2 separate regions of the Homo sapiens genome follow, and region 2 is linked to region 1. Evidence: read pairs that join two places in POLR2A ChIA-PET (ENCODE). Cell type or tissue: A673. All regions are shown on one strand. Each heading gives the region's core, and the rest is flanking DNA. Links, peaks and the distances in the headings are about the cores only. Region 1 has its middle 280 kb from the start of CWC27. Region 2 has its middle 340 kb from the start of ADAMTS6.

Region 1 (5,384 bases), core at 200-5,199:
GAACATAGAGGCCATCAAGTAAGCACTTCCTGCCTCTTGGACCATTATGTGCATCTCTTTCCACCTTTGCCTCCTTCCTCTTACCTTGAAAGGGTTGTCCCTCCTTCAGGGTGAGTCCTCCAGCCTGTGCTCTAAACCCTCCCTCTTCCATCCACCATCACCCTTTACTCCTGCACTTCCATCTGCTCCTTCCTCTCACATATGTTTATGCTGAAATACCTCTTCCTGAAAAATAAAATTTACCTCAACTGTGGCTCCTTATAGCAGTTTTCTCTTCTTCCTTCTCAAATAGTGGCCTGAGTTTATTCTTTCCTTTCCTCACCTCTGTTCCTTCCCCATAGAACACACCCTGGCCTCTACCTTTGCCACCATTGAAATTACCTCTGTTAAGATCACCAAGAACTTCTTAACAGCTAACTCCAGAAGTCCTTTTTATCTGGGCTACCTGCAACGTATGACTTTGCTCACCACCTCCTCCTTACAACCTCTCCTCTCTTGGTTTCTGGGCCGTGGTACTTTCCTGCTTCTCCTATCTCAATCTATCTTCTGAGGAAATTGTCTCCATTTCTTGATGTTTCCTAAGGTTCTATCTCCAACTCTCTTCTCATTGCAATCTACACATTTTCTCTGGGCAATCTCAACTGTGCTCCCTATTTCAGATACTGCCTTCACCATTTGTCTCCACCCATTGCACTGCCTCTTGTTAAAGCTCTGTTCTCACCAACCCCACTCTTATACTTTCTACTCACTTTTTTTTTTGAGATGGAGTCTCGCTCCGTTGCCCAGGCTGGAGTGCAGTGGCATGATCTCAGCTCACTGCAACCTCCACTTCCCGGGTTCAAGCCACTGTCTTGGTTCAGCCTCCCGAGTAGCTGGGATTACAGGTGCCCACGACCACACCTGGCTAATTTTTGTATTTTGAGTAGAGATGGGGTTTCACCATGTTGGCCAGGCTGGTCTTGAACTCCTGACCTCGTGATCCACCCGCCTTGGCCTCCCAAAGTGCTGGGATTACAGGAGCGAGCCACCACACCCGGCTCTACTCATTCTTGAAACCACTCTAATTAGTCTGTCATCCCTACCACGCCATCTAAACTGCACTTGTCAAGGTCCCAGCAGCAACCTCCACGTTCCAGTGGTCAGTTCTTAGAATCTTTCTTTACTCAATCTCTTAGCAAGATAAGAAATGATTGGTTACTCCTGGCTGGGCGCGGTGGCTCATGCCTGTACTCCTAGCACTTTGGCAGGCCGAGGCAGGTGGATCACGAGGTCAGGAGTTCAAGATCAGCCTGGCCAAGATGGTAAAACCCCATCTCTACTAAAAATACAAAAAATTAACCTGGTGCAGTGGCAGGCACCTGTAATCCAGCTACTTGGGAGGCTGAGGCAGGAGAATCGCTTGAACTCGGAGGGTAGAGGTTGCAGTGAGCTGAGATCGCACCACTGCACTCCAGCCTGGGTGACAGAGTGAGATTCCGCCTCAAAAAAAAAAAAGAAATGATTGGTTACTCCTTCTGTTTTGAAACTACTTTTTTTTTTTGACTCGTGAAACACCACAGTCTCCACAGAAAGAGCTAGTTTTTATCAATGAGTAAAAGAATACCAGGAGACTTGGTATTCTTTTATTCATTAATAGAAATTAGTTCCCTCTCATCTATTCAAATGCTACCCATGGGCATGACCAAAAGTCTCAGTCCTAAGTCTTCTTCTCTATCCACATTTACTGTCTGGAGACTTCATCCAGTCCTGTGGACAGGTGTTCCCATCCTGTCCTCCAGTGACCTCACCTGGTTCTGTGTCTGAATACTGTTTCTGAATTAATGATTTCCAAATTGATAACTCTAGTCCTAGCTTTTCAATTTTGGTGTCTCATAGTCATTTTCAATTAATATTCAAGCCAAAATATTTGATTTCCACTACCAAGCCCCAGTCCTGCCCTCACCCACCTCATTAAATCACACCACTGGTCACCTAGTTCTTAGGCCAAAACTTGGGAGTCATCCTAGATTTCTCTCTTTCTAACACTCACAGTAATTCCATTGGCAATCCTGTTGGTTGCACCTTCTAAAGATATTTGGCATTCAATGATTTCTCACCACACCACTGTTTTCATCACCTTCTGAGTCTAAGCCACCATCATCTTCTGCCCAGATTAAGGTACTAGCTTCCTGACTGATCTACCTTCTTCCACTCTTGCGACCCCCAAAGACACCACAAGGCAGCTGTGAGAGTTAAAAGAATAAGTCACCTCATTTCTGTTCCTGCTCAGAGCCCCCTTATGGCTTCTTACGACACTTAGAATGAAATGAAAATTTCTCATGCTAATCAACTATATAGACTCTGTGTCATCCGGTCCCTGCCCACTTCTCCAAGATTATCTTCTACCACTATCCTCTTACTCCACTCTGGCCACATTAGCCTTCTTGCTCTTCCTTAAACACCCTCAGCTTATTTTTCTCTTTGCATTTGCTGTTCCCTTTGCTTAGAATGTTTTCCCATGTCCTCAAAACTTGGCAGGGCTCACTCCCTAATTCTGTTTAAATGTCACCTCCTCAGAGAGGGATTCCCATGGACACTCTTTCTAAAACAGCTGTTTTAACCATCACCCTTTATCTCTTTATTCGGCTCCGCTTGTTTGTTTGGTAGCACTTATCACTCTCCAGATCATTCTTTTAAATTGTTTACTTATTTCTGATTTATCCCATTAGATCGTAAGTTTTATGTAAGCAGGGATCTTGTCTTACTGTTGTTTCCTCAGTGTCTGGACCATTATAAGTACTCAATTAATGTTAATTAATAGGTAAATATATTCTGACAAGTCCAAAATCTGATTTTAGCCCTCCTTGCAGATATCAAGGTTCGTATTTTTCACCACCTTTGACTCATATGTTCCCAAAGAAATTCAAACTCAGTATTTCGAAAACTGAGTTTTCCCACGCTCTCCCCTAAGCTGCTCCCATTCTCTCTCCTAAGCTGCTCTTTCCCACTCATTCCCAAGCTTACTTAGCAGCGCTATCATGCACCTAGGTACCTGAGAAAGATATGGATGTTCTAAATTTCACCCTCTTCCTTACTCCCAGTTTATCTCCAAATGCCATCATTTCTACTTGTATCAGATCATGTTCTAAGTTGCAGAAAACAAAAGTCATTCTAGCTAACTTAAGAAAAAAAAAGAAATGTATTAATTTATTAGGTAGCATGTAGAATCTTCAGGAAAGTCCAAGGGCCTGACTTGGATACTTTCCAGAGAGGAACAATGCCGAAGTCACCCTGCCAGGCTATCCAGCAGAAATCCTGCTGCTGCCACAGACTGCATGCCAACTCTGGGGTGAAAAGTGACTGCTAAGACTATTGTGCCTCAAAACTCACACTCACAAGGATGGTAGTGTCTCACTACCATCCTTGTTCAGAATGAATTCCATGCAATATCTTCTTCACATCCTTCTCTTCCAAATCAAAGTCCTGATGGTGTCTGATGGGCAGAGCTCAGGTCACACACTTGCACCCTCCTGCCAGGGGTGAGAAAATGAGTTTCTCACTTCTTCCTTGAGGAGGACGGACTGTAATTGGGAAATTCCCTAATGATAGAAAGGGTGTTCAAGAAATACCCAGCAGTTACAAAGCATCACAGATGTCAACTGACACTATCTTCTATTTACCAAGTCCACCCATGCCCCCACCACTGACTCAGTTCTAGTCTTTATAGTTTGTCATCTTGACTAATGTGGTGACCACCTCCTATCTGGTTCCTCTGCCTCTTTTCTCCCCTCCACACCAATGCTAGAGCAGTATGTCCAAAAGCAAATCTTACCATGTCACTCCCTTCCTTACCACACATTATTGTAAAACAAAAGTCCCTTAAAAGCTCTTCATTGCCAATAGATGAAGTCAAACTTACTCAAATTGGCATATAAAGCTTCTTACAATGTGACCCTGGCCCATCTTTCCAGGATCCTCTCCTCTCTCACGATCCTGTGCTTCTGCTGCACCAAATTATTTGCCCTCTGCAAGTGTTGCCCACACTCTCTGGCTTCTGTTCCCTTGTTCATACTCCTTCCTGCTCCTTGGAATGGCCCTTTCCTCAACAAACTCTTACTCAGCCTTCAAAACTCATCTCAAGCATCACCTCTTCTCTGCATCTACCCTAATCCTTCACTCAAGATGTGAAACCTCCAACTAGGTTGACACTTCTCTCTGTATGTATTCTATTTTTAAAATAATGGTTAGCTTCCACATCTGTCTTCAGTACAGGAAGGAACTAGACTGTAAGCTCTGTGGAGGCAAAAACCATTGCCTTGTTTTTTTGATGGTTTGTTTGTTTTTTATTTTGTTTTGAGATGGAGTCTCACTCTGTCACCCAGCCTGGAGTGCAGTGGCATGATCTCAGCTCACTGCAACCTCCACCTCCCGGGTTCAAGAGATTCTCCTGCCTCAGCCTCCTGAGTAGCTGGGATTACAGGCGTGTGCCACCATGTCCAGCTAATATTTTATATTCTTAGTAGAGATGGGTTTTGCCATGTTGGCCAGGCTGGTCTCCAACTCCTGACCTCAAGTGATCTGCACACCTCGGCCTCCCAAACTCCTGGGATTACAGGTGTGAGCCATTGAACCTGGCCCATTGCCTTGTTTTTGTATCCTGAGCACGGCATCTGGCTCAAAGGCAGACACAATCACCTTGTATTGGATGAATAGTGATGCTGCTGCTCCTGGCAGCAGCAGCTCCATTTATGGAATACTTATTATGTGTTATGAACTGTATTAAGCTATATATGTATATATATGACTATATATTCCAACACATTATGTTACTTAATGCATATAATGATTCCGCAAGATAGGAATGATTATCCTCATCTTATAAATGGAGAAAATGAGCCCTAATGAAAATATATAACATTCCTGGTATCACATGACTAGAAACCAACTGAGCTAAAATTTGAACTTGGATTTATTTGACTTCAAAGCCAATGTATTCTTAACCACTTAACCAATACATTCTACAGTCCCCTGTGAATAAATGAATATGTGAAAGAAAAATCAATAATTGTAAAGTGTCATATTATACTCTATAGTGAGAATTATGAATTCTCTAGCCTGCACAGCCAGAGTGCTTCCTTTACTTTTTGTTATTTTACTTATTTCATTCTGTTTGACATACAGCTGTTTCTTTCCAGGCCTTAGGAAACAGTAAGCTCCTTGGGGGCAGGAAGTCGTATTTTTTCTGTGTCTTTGCCCATTTGTATCAGTTTCTGAGGGTTGCCAAAATAAAGTGCCACAAACTGGGTGTCTTAAGCAACAGAAATTTATGGTCTCTCAGTTCAGGAAGTCTCAGATCAAGGTGTGAGCAGGGCCACACTCCCTCTGAAGGTATGATGGGAGGATCT
Region 2 (5,384 bases), core at 244-5,243, 95 kb after region 1:
CCTCTCCTTCCTCCCTTCCTCCACCCTTCAGTAGGCTCCACTGTGTTTTGTTTTCCTCTGTGTGTCCATGTGTTCTCATCATTTAGCTCCCACTTAAGAGTGAGAACATGTGGTATTTGGTTTTTGGTTCCTGCATTAGTTTGCTAAGGATGATGGCCTCTAGCTCCATCCATGTTCCTACAAAGGACATGATCTTGTTTTTTTATGGCTGCATAGTACTCCATGGTGTATATGTGCCACATTTTCTTTTTCTTTTTTTTTTGAGACAGAGTTTTGCTCTTGTTACCCAGGCTGGAGAGAAATAGCACGATCTCGGCTAACCGCAACCTCCACCTCCTGGGTTCAAGGATTCTCCTGCCTCAGCCTCCCGAGTAGCTGGGATTACAGGCATGCGCCACCACGCCCAGCTAACTTTGTATTTTTAGTAGAGACGAGGTTTCTCCATGTTGGTCAGGCTGGTCTTGAACTCCTGACCTCAGGTGATCCACCCACCTAGGCCTCCCAAAGTGCTGGGATTACAGGTGTGAGCCACCACACCCGGCCTATATGTACTACATTTCCTTTATCCAGTCTATCATTGTTGGGCATTTAGTTTGATTCCATGTCTTTGCTATTGTGAATAGTCCTGCAATGAACATATGCGTGCATGTGTCTTTGTGGGAGAATGATTGATATTCCTTTGGGTGTATACCCAGTAACGGGAGTGCTGGATCAAATGGTATTTCTGTTTTTAGGTCCTTGAGGAGTCGCCACACTGCTTTCCACAATGATTGAACTAAGTTACACTGTCACCAACAGTGTATAAGCATTCCTTTTTCTTCATAAACTTGCCAGCATCTGTTATGTTTTGATTTTTTAATAATAGCTGTTCTAACTGGTGTGAGATAGTATCTCATTGTGGTTTGGATTTGCATTTCTCTAATAATCAGGAATATTGAGCTTTTTTTCATATGCTTGTTGGCTGCATGTATGTCTTCTTCTGAAAAGTGTCTGGAGGATCATGTCCTTTGCCTACTTTTTGATCGGGTTATTTGTTTTTTCTTGTAAATTTGTTTAAGTTCCTTATAGATGCTGGATATTAGACCTTTGTCAGATGCAAATTTTGCAAATATTTTCTCCCATTCTGTAGGTTATTTATTCTGTTGATAGTTTCTTTTGCTGTGCAGAAGCTCTTTAGTTTAATTAGATCTCATTTGTCAATTTTTGCTTTAGTTGCAATTGCTTCTGGCATCTGCCCATTGCTACGTTCAGAATGGTATTGCCTAGATTGCCTTCTAGGGTTTTTATAGTTGTGGGTTTTACATTTAAGTCTTTAATCCATCTTGAGTTCATTTTTGTGTATGGTGTAAGGAAGGGGTCCAGTTTTGATCTTCTGCATATGGCTAGCCAGTTCTCCCAGCACCATTTATTGAATAGGGAATCCTTTCCCCGTTGTTTGTTTTTGTCAGCTTTGTTGAAGATCAGATGCGTGTAGGGGTGTGGCCTTATTTCTGGGCTCTTTATTCTGTTCCATTGGTCTATGTGTCTGTTTTTGTACCAGTACCATGCTGTTTGGTTACTGTAGCCTTGTAGTATTGTTTGAAGTTGGGTAGTGTGATGCCTCCAGTTTTGTTCTTTTTGCTTAGGATTGCCTTGGCTATTGGGCTCTTTTTTGAATTTTAAAATAGTTTTTTTTTTAACTATTTTAAACATACGCATTTTAAAATAGTTTTTTTCTAGTTCTGTGAAGAATATCGTGGGTAGTTTGATAGGAATAGCGTTGAATCTATACATTGCTTTGGGCAGCATGGCCATCTTAATGATATTCTTTGTATACATGAGCATGAAGTGTTTTTCCATTTGTTTGTGTCATCACTGATTTCTTTGAGCAGTATTTTGTAGTCTTCATTCTGGAGATTTTTCACCTCCCCAGTTTTTATGTATTAATACCACATTTTCTTTATCCAGTCCACTATTGATGGGCACCTGGGCTGATTCCAAGTCTTTGCTATTGTGAATAGTACTGCAATGAACATATGAGTGCATATGTCTTTTGGCAGAATGATTTATATTCCTTTGGGTACATACCCAGTAATGGGATTGCTGGGTTGAATGGTAGTTCTATTTTTAGTTCCTTGACAAATCTCCAAATTGCTTTCCACAGTGGCTGAACTAATTTACCCTCCCACCAGCAGTGTATAATGTTCCCTTTTCTCTGCAGCCTCACAAACACCTGCTATTTTTATTTATTTTTTTAACAATAGCCATTCTGACTGCTATGAGATGGTATCTCATTGTAGTTCTGATTTGCATTTCTTTAATAATCAGTGATGTTGATCTTGTTTTCATATGGTCGTTGGCCATTTGTCTGCCTTATTTTGAAAAGTATCTGTTCATGTTCTTTGCCCACTTTCTAATGGGGCTATTTGTTTTATGCTTGTTGAATTATTTAAGTTCCTTCTGGATTCTGGATATTGGACCTTTGTCAGATGCATAGTTTGCAAATATTTTCTCTGAGGGGGAGAAATTTAAACATTACTTTTAAGGTTAAGTTTTCATCTTGATTTAGGGACAATCAACTCCAACAGTGTCCATAACCATAGCTGTCATTGCTAAATTTGGCAAATAGGAATTCCTGGCCACCCATGGAGCCTTTAAAAGCTGTTTAGAGGGGCTGTGCATTAAAAAGGTTCTTTCCGGGAGAAGAAGATATAAGGATTGTGGACTTTAAGGCAAGTTTCCGCAGAAATGTTAGGGAAAAATGTTTGTGTCTTGAGATATACATATATATATAAAATTTTTTTTAAAAAACTCATGATGGGAACTCAAACTTCAAAGTTAAATAAAGGAGTAATTATCCTCTCCAAAAGAGTCACTCTTGGAATTCCTTAAAATAATAGTATTCTCCCCATAGGTTTAAGTATTTGTTTACATATCATTAACAACTTCCTTGAAAACTCTGGAAGGAAAGCAGGCTGAGGGAGAAGACACTCAATGCTGGAATGTCAGTTGGTGCACACAGTCAATTAAGGATCAGTCAAAAGACAGGCTCATTTTGGAATTCTCATGTAAGTAAATGGGAAATGATTCAAGCTACAGAACTTGAGCAAACACACAGTAGTGTGAAAAGGGCACATCGGTATGGTCCCATCTCCCCGACTCTGTAGTCAGGAAGCAGACTCGGGGGCTTGCATGCTCCACAGTGGCCTCATTAAAGTTGCTGACAGACTTCCCTTAATTAGTCCCTTGGGAAGGAGACTTTGTACTCTAGGGACTCTAAGAAAGAGAATCCTGTAAGGATAGCTGTTTGCTCATTTCCAGTTTCTGGAGAAGTGGTTTGTTTTCCTGGCTTTAAGGGTTACTCAGTCCTCAAAGAATGTCAGAGATCTTTCTTTACCCTGACAGAGAGATATGCCATTTAGGTGGTTCAGGTTCCAGCTAACTTTAGAATTGGAAATAACAGTACATTTAATGAAATGTTGTATTATATGAATTTTAAGTAGAATAATGAAGACATCCTAATAATTTTTAGACAAAAACACCAGGATTTTTTTTTTTTTATCCAAATGAACAAAATCCTTTAAAGGTCACTTATTCAAAGCATATTTGGAATACCTTTCATGGTATTACCTTGGGTCAGTTTGTAAGACACATTTGGGGCCATAATGATTATATGCAAATTACTTACCAGATTTTATTTTGAAAGAGTTTGGGCTTTTGTGAAAATCAAATTTATCCTACCCTGGGAGACAGTCTAAAAAGCAATTTTAAAACTTTCTTGAATGATGATTTTACTCTTAGAATGAGTACGGAGTGATCTCCAGTTGCTACATGGAAGGAGACAACATTCATTTGGAAAGTGGAGTTCTAATGTGTTGATTTTAGAGGCCAGTACAGGATAGTTTGTACAATTATTTCTGTAATTGTATTTAAATGTGAGATAAAATGAAACAGTTGGTCCCCCTACTACTTCCCTCTAGCAGGAGCTTTCCACATTGGTGGGGACCTGGACCCTAAGCGCATCAGGTGGGGTCCTGGCCCTACCTACACTGAGATACTCCTCAAGCTAGATGTGCCCGCAGCTTATTATCTTATTTCATAGTTTCAACATAGAGTCTCTTTTAAATCTCAAAATAAAATATTTAATTTCTCAGTTTTGCTTTTTTCCTATTCTAAACTTCATGAATAGAATTATTTCTTATTGCAATTAGCCTGGCTGTGATAACATGGATGTTGCTACCCTCTTTCATTCAGCTCATATTATATTTTAGCCACTTCTGTGGGTGCTTTTTCAGTATATCCAATCATGCTCCTGTGGTTGTTATTATCTGGGCACCTAGCATGGTCTCCCAGATAGCATTTTGCTGAAGTTGGGATGTAATCCTTTTTTACCTTCATATTTATTATAGATACATAGCAACAGGAGAAGATTTTTATTCTAACAATAATACAAACAAGAAACAGGAACTAAAGTTCTATTCATTTACATAACATTAATTTGAATGAGTAAAAATAAAATACCAAAATTGATGATATTGAAAGAAGTATTCTCTTGTTTATTGCCTCTGGGCCACGAAACAGGTTTATGAGTGCATTTAATACACAGTGTATCTACCCTTTGGCTTTCCTTCTCCCTAGTCCCTGAGTGACCTGGCTCAGGGAGAAGTTGGGGCACAGAGGCAGAGGCACAGGAGGGTCCATCTTGCCAGGATGAATCAGGCCAACGCAGCTGCTGGCCTGGGCACAAGCGTGGGTGGCCACCTGTGTCTCCCCAAACAGCTGTTTGGTAGAGGGCCAGCCAAAGCCCCGTTGGTGGGGTGGAGGCAGGCAGCCAGTTGGGCGGCCAATACATTCTGGCATGGGCTGAAAGAACACCTGGTTCCACTCTGTGGACCCACCACAGAAGGTCAAAGAATGTGCTTGCTGGCGGCAACCTGATGGCCCAACTTTTCAAGCCCTGATGGTCTTGCTGTGATTGAAACAGAAAGAAACTCACCTTTCTTCCTTATAATGTATCCTAGAGCCAACATGGAAATCATTCTGTTCCAGTTATGTTGAAATAGGTCAACTAGGCCATCTGTCTGGCACGTCTGGAAATGGTGCATTAGACTATCAGGCAGGGATAGGCTGCATGATTTACGACAAGGTATTTCAGGGGAGATGAGAGCTCCCTACGCTGTGTTTGGTTGCTAACTGCCATTGAGACATCTTCCATCCTAGAATGTTTCTGACCTTCCTTTTCCTCCTCTTGCCATTAACTCTTAGAAACCACTTTAGGTCCCCACTTGTAATTCTGTTATCACACACTGAGATTCCCATAGTCAATACCACCAGCTACCAAGACGGGAACCCAAAGCTCCCTGTTCCCTGACTCCTGAGGCCCCTCCTAAGGCCTCAGGACCATT

What was found. ChIA-PET counts read pairs that join two places held together with the same protein. Peaks named below come from ENCODE experiments on the same cell type or tissue, not always from the same donor. Only the 100,000 strongest peaks of a DNase experiment are listed, where the experiment ranks them.
Region 2: POLR2A ChIA-PET joins it to region 1 with 6 read pairs; 2 of 35 experiments call an interaction of 5 or more read pairs at or near these places.

What each region holds. Positions count from the first base shown.
Region 1 is chr5:65,044,873-65,050,256 of GRCh38, forward strand. No RefSeq gene overlaps it. Among named protein-coding and RNA genes, the nearest start is that of CWC27, 280 kb to the left of the region's middle. In A673, for the core only: no CTCF peak of the experiment used is centred there; no DNase peak of the experiment used is centred there.
Region 2 is chr5:65,139,597-65,144,980 of GRCh38, forward strand. No RefSeq gene overlaps it. Among named protein-coding and RNA genes, the nearest start is that of ADAMTS6, 340 kb to the right of the region's middle. In A673, for the core only: no CTCF peak of the experiment used is centred there; DNase peaks (open chromatin) are centred at 2,165 and 3,215.